Linked DNA regions of Mus musculus: region 2 is linked to region 1. The links are chromatin loops, found by intact Hi-C in ENCODE. Cell type or tissue: left cerebral cortex. All regions are shown on one strand. Links, peaks and the distances in the headings refer to the core of each region. The heading gives the core; the rest is flanking DNA. Region 1 has its middle 63 kb from the start of Gm31642. Region 2 overlaps Gm31642 (a long non-coding RNA gene).

The links. Hi-C counts contacts between places; a loop is a spot of excess contacts. Peaks named below come from ENCODE experiments on the same cell type or tissue, not always from the same donor. Only the 100,000 strongest peaks of a DNase experiment are listed, where the experiment ranks them.
Region 2: it touches region 1 in a loop (7-fold over the local background); 5 of 42 quality-filtered maps call a loop at or near these places.

The regions. Positions count from the first base shown.
Region 1 is chr9:56,711,311-56,715,692 of GRCm38, forward strand. It overlaps a transcript of Lingo1 not described here. Among named protein-coding and RNA genes, the nearest start is that of Gm31642, 63 kb to the left of the region's middle. In left cerebral cortex, for the core only: a CTCF peak has its summit at 1,866; DNase peaks (open chromatin) are centred at 330, 1,495 and 3,717; H3K27ac peaks cover 3,452 bases.
Region 2 is chr9:56,655,519-56,659,900 of GRCm38, forward strand. The region is part of intron 1 of Gm31642 (a long non-coding RNA gene); the gene reads left to right. It also overlaps a transcript of Lingo1 not described here. Among named protein-coding and RNA genes, the nearest start is that of Gm31642, 6.8 kb to the left of the region's middle. In left cerebral cortex, for the core only: no CTCF peak of the experiment used is centred there; DNase peaks (open chromatin) are centred at 1,395, 1,877 and 2,654; H3K27ac peaks cover 3,828 bases.

The DNA.
Region 1 (4,382 bases), core at 241-4,240:
TATCTGGGTGTACAGAAGGCAGAGCAATACCCTGCCTAGTAGAGAAAAGATAACAAATCATTGGCTTTGTAGCTTGGTGGCCCATGAGCAAATCTTTAGTTGGCCACTTACCAGCTGTGTGGCCGAGGACCAGTCACCAAATCTCTTAGAATGCTACCTCCTACCTTGTAGTCATTTGAGTAGCAAAGCAGGTAACACATATTACCTGGGTGACATCTGATTTTTTAAATGTTATAAAAATTGTTTTGCTGGGGCTGGAGAGACGGCTCAGCGGTTAAGAGCACTGACTACTCTTCCAGAGGTTCTAAGTTCAATTCCGGGCAACCACATGGTGACTCACAACCATCTGTCATGGAATCTGGTGCCCTCTTTTGGTGTGTCTAAAGACAGTGACAGTATACTCATATACATAAGATAAATAAATAAATATTTTTTAAAAATGTTTTGTTGTTACTGTTTTTTGTTTTTGTTTTTGTTATAATCTCAATATGTATCCATGGCTGGCCTGGAATTTACTATGTAGACTAGGCTGGCCTAAAACTCACAGAGTTCCAGCCTACACTCAAAGGCACTCAATACTGCAGGGTACACGAGGCTCAGTGCAGCCTCCCAGGACAGCAATGCTGTGATTACAGGAGGAGGGGTGTTCTCTGGGGGAGCTTTCCCAGACCCAACAGAGGCTCCCACATCCGGAGAAGGGAAAACCACAGATGAGGTGAGGTGCCCCATGCCTGCCCACTGGGGGCTTGGGGTTTATGGGGGAGGGGATGCAGCCTGTTTTCTTGACCTTCCACTTCAGCTGTGTGATCCAGGAGACATTGTTTCCCTCTCTGAGCCTCCCTGAGGAGGTTAGAGACCCAATACTGCCACACAGCAGGGTGCAGCCTGAGGCAGCTCAGGTAACCTCACTCTCCTACCTTTCTGGGCAACTGTGACTCCCTAACAACTGTTGATGTCTACTGAAAGTCACAGTGGGCACTGCACTTCTGGGCACTAGAGGACAGACTTGGGCTTTGCTGACTTGCCCTGTCATGGAGATGTTCCCAGGGAGGGCAGAATTCCGTGAGCAGGATGAAGATGGGGAATACCAGGGTAGCATGACACGGGGGCTGGGTCCAGTATACTTTACTGTGCTTGGCCCGTTGCTACACCCTCATCCTCATTTATCTGGTATAAGGCTCACTTTTCATCCCTATGTTGGAACTGAGGCTTAGGGCAGAGTCCTGACCCCTGCCCTCTGAGGCCACAGCCAGCAGACTGTGTCTCTGTGCATCCTAAGGGACCAGAAAAGACTAGTGTCAGAACCTGTGGCTCCCTATAGAAGCCTAGACTTCAGTGTTTCCAGCTCCAGCCCCACCCCCTGGGCACCAGGAGGCTGCGACAGGGTAAGGAGGAGCCACAGCCTGATGGCACCCTCAAGGCAGAAGTGAGGTAAGTAAGGGCGCGGGGGCGGAGGCGAGAGAAGGAGACAGATCTCGGGTGCGGCTCAGCGCTGTGATATTTTTCCCGGTTATATTTTTAGATGGACTACTTTCTCTCCCCTCCCCCTGCCTCAGTAGGAGGAGGAACACAGAAATAGCCGCTGTGCGTGTCTGAGCCGGGCTATATATAGTGGGCACAAAACCCAGCTGTCCAGGGTTTCTCCCACTCGATGCCCTGAACAGGAGCAGAGAGGGGAGGGGAGGCCCTGTCCTCTTGTCCAGTCACCAGGTGCTTGCTCAGTGCCACTAGCTTCCACAGACATTCAACTCTGACAACACCCTTGGGCACACACGTGGCTGCTGTCTCTCTGCTGAGCCCCCCCCACCAAAGGGGTATCCTTTGGGAAGTCTGGAGTGTAAGAGGCTTGATTCAGGGAGGACAGGCAGGTGGCAGAAGTGAGCAAGAGGCTAGCCAATGAACCTGGCCTTCTCTGCTCCACTCATCCTCCAGCCTCCTTAGCAGAAGGCATAATTCATATCCAGAACATTTCCTCAAATGTGTCTGTCTGGTCCCTGTAATTTTGATGGGAAAATCAGAGTCCAGGATTAGCCTAAGGGTGCCTTCCTTCTGCACTCAGCTTCTTCAGTTATAAAGAAGAGATGAGGTCAGCATAGGCCACTGTAAACCCAATGAGGCAAGCGCATACTGTCCCTGAGGGTGGGCATCCCTAACTACGAAGAGATTTTCCCAAGTTCTCCCTTTAACCAGAACCCCATTTGACAAAGTGACTGTCCTGTGAGTGAACTTTTGTCTCCTACCACAGTGCAACTAGCAGGCCTCCGAGATGCCACAGTCTCCTGATTGGCAGATGTTAGGTTGATAGTGGATGATCCACTGTGGTCCATTCCTGCAGAGTCCAGCTGGGGGCCAGGTCTCTTAGGGGCCTTCCTACAGACCACCCTGATTATATGGACTATCATGGCAAAGGGATCAATGCGCAACCACATCCTTGTGACTTTGGGCCGCTCCAGAATGTCCAGAGCTGACTTAAGTGTGGCCCATCCAGAGGCCCAGTGAACTCCAGCAGCTCCTGTCACAGAACCCAGGCAGAACAGAAGCTTGTACACTTTGGGGGTGCCAGGTTCCCCATCTTTCTCCTAGCACAGATCTAAGTACACCATCATGTTTAACCCTACACTTCCCAAATTATAAGAGAATGATGCTCATTTTACAGATAGGGAAACTGAAGCCCATGGCGAGGATAGACCTGCCCTGGTCACACAGAAAGTGATAGGCACAGCCTGTGAACCCCGATTCTCAGGTAGCCTCAGCACCCGATTCTCAGGTTGCCCCAGCAGAGACAAACCTGTGCCTGCCAGAGCTGTGGAATCCAGGATCCAAAGCAGTGTGGACTTCTGTGTTGAACAGCTGGCTTAAAAAATTCCTGATCATGGAAAATGGTCCCAGAGTATCAAACCCAGCAGGCCCAGCACATCACAGCTAGGGAATGCCAGTGGTCATCTATCTGCCCCAACCCCACCCTGAGACTTTGAGCCTCAGTACCACCTCCATCCCCTCTTCCTCCTCTTCTTCCTCCTCTTCCTTCTTTCTGAGACAGGGTTTCCCTTTGTAACTCTGGTTATCCTGAAACTCCTCTATAGACCAAGCTGGCCTAGAACTCATAGAGAACTGCCTACCTCTGCCACCCGAGTGTTGAGATTAAAGGTGTGTGCCACTACTGCCCAGCTCAGACTATTCTTCTAACTACAAACTTCACTTTGGTTTTCAAGACTTGGCTGAGCACCAAGAGGAAAGCTAGCCATCTCTCAATGGTACATGTGGGACTCTTCACTGACAAGTGACTTCAGCCAGAGCCCAAAAGTGCTCACTGAAGCATTAATTCCAAATGTCCAGCTGATTCTGGGTTGCTGGTCTTGCATAAAAACTCCTGAGGCCTTTTCTTTGTCATAGAGATCCTGACCACACCCATGGCAGTAGATATTTGCATTGCCCATACCATCCTGGTGGGCTGTGAGCACTGTCTAGTCTGGGAAGGAGGAAGTGACATGGCCTGTCCTCAGGAAGGGACTGAGATGCTTTCAGACATTGTATAAAAGAATGAGCAAGCCCTTTCAGTCACTGAAAATGGCTTAAAAAAAAAAAAACCCTAAACACCCAGCCAGCAATGACAGAACTCCCAGAAGACAGCAGAACGAGGTTTATGGGTTGGATTTGGTCATAAGCTGCTCATGACACTAAAGCTGCTACTCAAAGAAGGAAGAAAAGAGCCAGATGGGGTTTGTGAGGTGGTTGTTGGGGGTGTGGCTGGCCACAGCTGTGAGCACAATCGTGGGAAGCAGGAGGATCAGTTCAGTCCATCTTCCACAACATGGCAAGTTCAAGGCCAGCCTATGCCACATGAGGACTTCTCATTCTGAAATCAAACAAATAAACCCAAAGAAACAAAGGAAGTGGTGACAGGCTAGCCAGGTGACCCAGAAGGTTCTTGTTTTGCTAGCCTGGCAAGCTGAGTCCCACCCTGGGGATTACATGAAAGGGAACAGAGGGCATTGATTCTACAGAGTTGTCCTCTGACCACAACACAAGCACCATTCAACGTGTGCCCATGACTACACACACACACACACACACACACACAGGCACGCACAGGCACGCACAGGCACGCACACACACAGGCACGCACATATAATAACAAATAGCATCTTTTTAAGTAGTGAAGGACCCACTGGACATGGTGGCACACACCTTTAATCCCAGCACTCAAGAGGCAGAGGCAGGTGGATCTCTGTGAGTTCCAGGCCAGTCTGGTCTACAATGCAAATTCCAAGGCAACCAGAACTCCACAGAGGAACTCTGTCCCAAAAAATAGTAGTGATAGAAGAGGCGCATACTAGCCAAGAGCTGGCAAGGACGTGGTGAAATTCAAATTTTACACATTG
Region 2 (4,382 bases), core at 185-4,184, 56 kb before region 1:
AGCTAGTTTGACTGACACAATGTCATTGTGGTCCCCCACCCCTTTCCAGATGAAGACATGGAGGCTAAGGAAGGTTTAACAACATGCAGTGGGAGCCAGAGCGGGTACTCAGTAAAGGCAGGACTCATTCCCAATCCATATGAGGCCAGGAAAGGGCCCCTTCCAAGCTGGGCTCTCACAGCTGCCCCATGCAGGATATGGTCAGCGTCCCTAGGCAGTGAGGACAGGGACTGCCTTTCCTCCTCCTCCTCTACTCTTTGCTAAGCACTGTGCCCTGCAGCCTTCATGGTGGCTTGCTGGAGATGGTGAGGGAGGCCTGAAGGTCAGAGGTCAGAGGTCAGAGATTGGACACCCTGGAAGCGGGACTCCCTCTAGTAAGGTGACCTTGATAAGTTATAAATCTTTTCTGAGCCTCAGTCCTTTTAGGGGCCAAATACTGCCATTCCCTTTGGTTATCTCAGGAACTAAGTAGAGGTTTTAGAACCCAGTAGGACTCCACATCCAGGCTCTGCTGTTACTGGAGGCAGGACCAGGGGCTGTGGTGGCTCATTGCCCTACCTCTCTACCCCACAGCTTCATGGGAAGAAAGCCAGATGTCCCTCCCTTGGGCCCCCTTTCATTTCCTGGGCTCCTACCTGGCCCCAAGAGACAGAGCAGCAGTGTTTCATGACCTGCCTCATGTCTGGGGTAGTGCGATGGGTCAGAGCTAGCATTCTCCTCTACAGCAAGTTTCCAACCTGTTGGTCACCTGACTCTTCCCCTTGCCCAAGTAGTTCCTCCCCAGGACTTAGTCACCTTAGTCACATCCTTCCAGGATTGGGCCCATATCTCTAACTCACCTGTTGTCAGAGATGTGTCCTGAACTATTATGTTAAGGCACAATGGTAGAATGAACTCTGCTCAGGCCTCTCCCTAGGTGTATGGAGAGCCTCCTGGTTGGTGCTGTTAGCCCACTGTGGGAACTAAGGTTTCTACAGCAAGGCCTGCATGTTCTGCTTTTAGATGTTCCCTATGCCATTTCCACTGCCCTGAGCAACTGAGAGCAGAAAGGAGAGAGTACAGGTACAGGTAAGGGACAAGGCCATATGATTTAAGGAAAAAAAGTTACTCAAGGCCAGAACTAGTGATCGAAAGGGATCCTAGACCCAGCTTTGTCCCTGGGCTGAGTCCAGGGGAAGAGTAGCCCCTGGTCCATCCTCGACAGTCCCAGACAGCCAGCTGCCCCTTGGAGCTGTCAGCCCGACTCCGCCACACTCTCTCTTCGCCTTCTTCCACCCCCTTCCCCTGCCCTTTTTCCCTTCCTAAAAACACAGAGAATTGGGATTCAGAAGCCTACACTGCCTGCAGAACGTAGTTCAGTCTCCCAAAAGAGGAAATGCCAATGTGCGGGTTCTCATGGCAACTCCAGCTCCACCCCCTGCAGACGCCCAGCGCCCATATGGCGAGATTCGAGCAGGGCGCATTGACTCAGCCGGCCCCGGGTCTGGCTGGGGCTGCCATAAGGGGCATGTTGGATTTCTCGGCTGTCCTTTGGCAGCCCGTGGAGGGGCCAGCAGGATACACAGGAGCTGTCTGTGGGCAGCAGTGATCTGGTGCTTTCTGAGATGGGCCTTATCTGCCTCCTGCTCCTCTGCCCTTGCTGTATGATATAAACGCTGGGCTTGGGAGTTCCCTGCGAGGTATGGAAGGGCATGGGGAACAGAAGGGGAGCTAGGTGCTGGTTTTCTTGTCCTTGGCAATGGCACCAAGGCCTCCCTGCCAAGCAACGGTGAGGGGGCCAGAGCCCTGATCTCTAAGCCATGGAATGAAGAAGCAGCCCAGGCCTTGGCTGAGCTGCCCTAGGGCACCGCCCCTCCCTATTCACAAACTTCTCATGCCTACCAGGGCAGTGCCTGCCAGCCTGCCTTGTAGATAACCCTGCTTTTCCAGGCCAGCTGGCATTTCCATGATTAATGTAGTGGAAGCTGGTGCCAGGGTTGGGGGCTGCAGGGCTGGTGGTTAAAGAGCAAGTCTTCTATGGCTCAGCACCCATCCTGCATCCTTTGCTGGGGCCCTTTGGTACCAAGTAGAACGTAAGTAGTACTTGGGTTCCCAGTACTTCCCATCTCCTCCCCACTTGACCTCAGACATCAGCTAGCCCTGGGCCATCTCTTGGGTGAGCGCGGCAGGTGATGATGATGGTGATGGGGAAGAGGTGGGAGGAGGAAGAGGAGGAGCAAAGACTGATCAATTTCCTCCCATTGCACCCATGCTCTCTGGAGGCTATGAACCCCGATCTTTCTATGTGGGTTTTACTTTTAGCTTTCTTGTTTCTAACCCTTCCAGCAGACATTTATATGCATGTCAGAGCCAGAGAACCCACAGGTGGTGGGCCAGACCCGTCAGGAACACATAAATGGGGCACAGTGTGTAGAAGCGACACAAGATCACACAGCAAGTCCAGGTCTAGCAGGACTACAAAGCAAAAGCTGTTGTCTCCCTGCCTAGCCCTTCTCACAGTCCTCCCATTATGTCTCTGCTGAAGGAGGGATGGATGGGTAGATGGGGGCAGGGAGCAGGGACTGTGGAACAGATGGGCTTGGAGGCTCCATGGGGAGGGGAGGCTGATGGAGGGGGAGGAGCCCGGGAGAACCTGGAACTCTTACAAAGTTGCGAGTTAAAACATTCTTCACACTCCCGCCTCCTTCACTGTTCTGATGAACCAAGACGTGACAAAAATGTGTCAGATTTTTTAAAAAACCACACACATACACAAATGCCAGGCCTGTATCTACCGCCCGCCCAAGCTTGGCCCATCTGCTTCCTGGGGGTGGAAGGGAAAGGGCCTTAGGAGTCACACCTCACTCTGGTCACCTCTGCTCTAGCACACAAATGGCCCAGGCCATGGTAGAAGGTCTTAAGGGGAAGGCCCTGCTCTGCTCTACAGCCCATACCTCAGCTGGGCTCACCCTGGTGTCCCTCCCTCTGATACTCTCCATCTTCACTCCGAGATGGGTGGAGCCTCCCTCTCACCTGCTGCAGCTGGGGCCCAGCACTTGTGGAGTTCTCTCTCAATGTACAGCTCCAGAAACTGAGGCCCAAAGAGTCGGTTCACTCAACCAACACCAGCTGAGCATGAATTTGCTCTTCACTCAGGTCCATCAGGCAAAGGGGACTCAGTGCTGGCCAGAAACACAGGCACGCTCCCTGGCAGAACAAGATCATGTAGATAGACTGGGGCCCCTGAGGAAGAAGACAGATGGGCTGGCAGCAGGGCCTGGAGAGACACCCAGCTGGGCCTTACTTCCCTGCGACCATCAGTGGGCTTTATCACAGAGCTCAGCACCCTGGGACATGGGTCTCTTTAGTAGCTACTCTAGGTTGGGTTGATGTCATGGGATCACATGTGACCATGAACACACAGACAGAGGACAGAAGAGATTCCTCAAGGATGTAGGCTTGAGCACGGGGCAGGGCAGGGACTAGAGTCTGCCGGGCCTGGTGGATCCCTGAGAGGACAGTTGAGATTGCCAGGCATGCGTATGGGCTTGCTGTGGTCAGATGTGCAGAGGAGAAGCATCACTTCTCAGAGCTGTTCATGCTTCACCCTCCTTTCCCTCCCCTCTCCCTCTCCCTCACTCTGGAGGCCAGCCTGGCCCAGGTCTCAGGTCAAGGAGACTCCTTCTTAAGATTCTGGTTCAAATGCCTTAACGATACCTTTTCTGAAATATGTGCTTGAACTTGTTGAGACAAGCAAGAGTCCCAGCATAGACCTTTCCCACCTGAGGGCCCCCAGGCAGGGCTCCTCGGAGGCCCCCATCAGAGTGGCCACTCTGTCCCTTCCCCTTGTCACTTTGATATCAAAATCATATGACCAGACACCATCCTAGGTGTGGACACAGAGGTTCAGAGAGGAGAAGGAGTTTGTCACACGGAACACAGCAGTTGATAGGTTGGGGGTCAGTTCAGAATGGTGCCACCCCTGTCTCTGTTCAGAGGCTCTAGGGTCCTGATGCTGAGTAATGGGTAGGCTAGACAGGGTAGGCTGTAGCGTGGAGTGCCGGGCCAATGGAAAAAGCTGGCTGTGGCTGGGAGATTTCTAATGGAAGCCTCTTGGATCAGTTACTGGATATCCAGGCAGCTTGACCTTGAAAGCTGGTGGCTGGGAGAGGCTGTGGGCAGCCTAGCACAGATGCCCAGCCTCCTCCAGAGGAAGTCTGGGAGCTGGAGGCAGCTTGGTGGGTGGAAGGCAAAGGGGGCCTGGCAACCTGGCCAAAGAGGGGGCTAGGGGTGGTGGGGAAGGAATGTTCTATGGGATTAGCAGCCCCCTCTCCACCTCAACTGGGGGTATTCAGGAGCAAGCTCTTTTCTGAGGAGCAAGAGGGCACAGTTACATCTCCTGG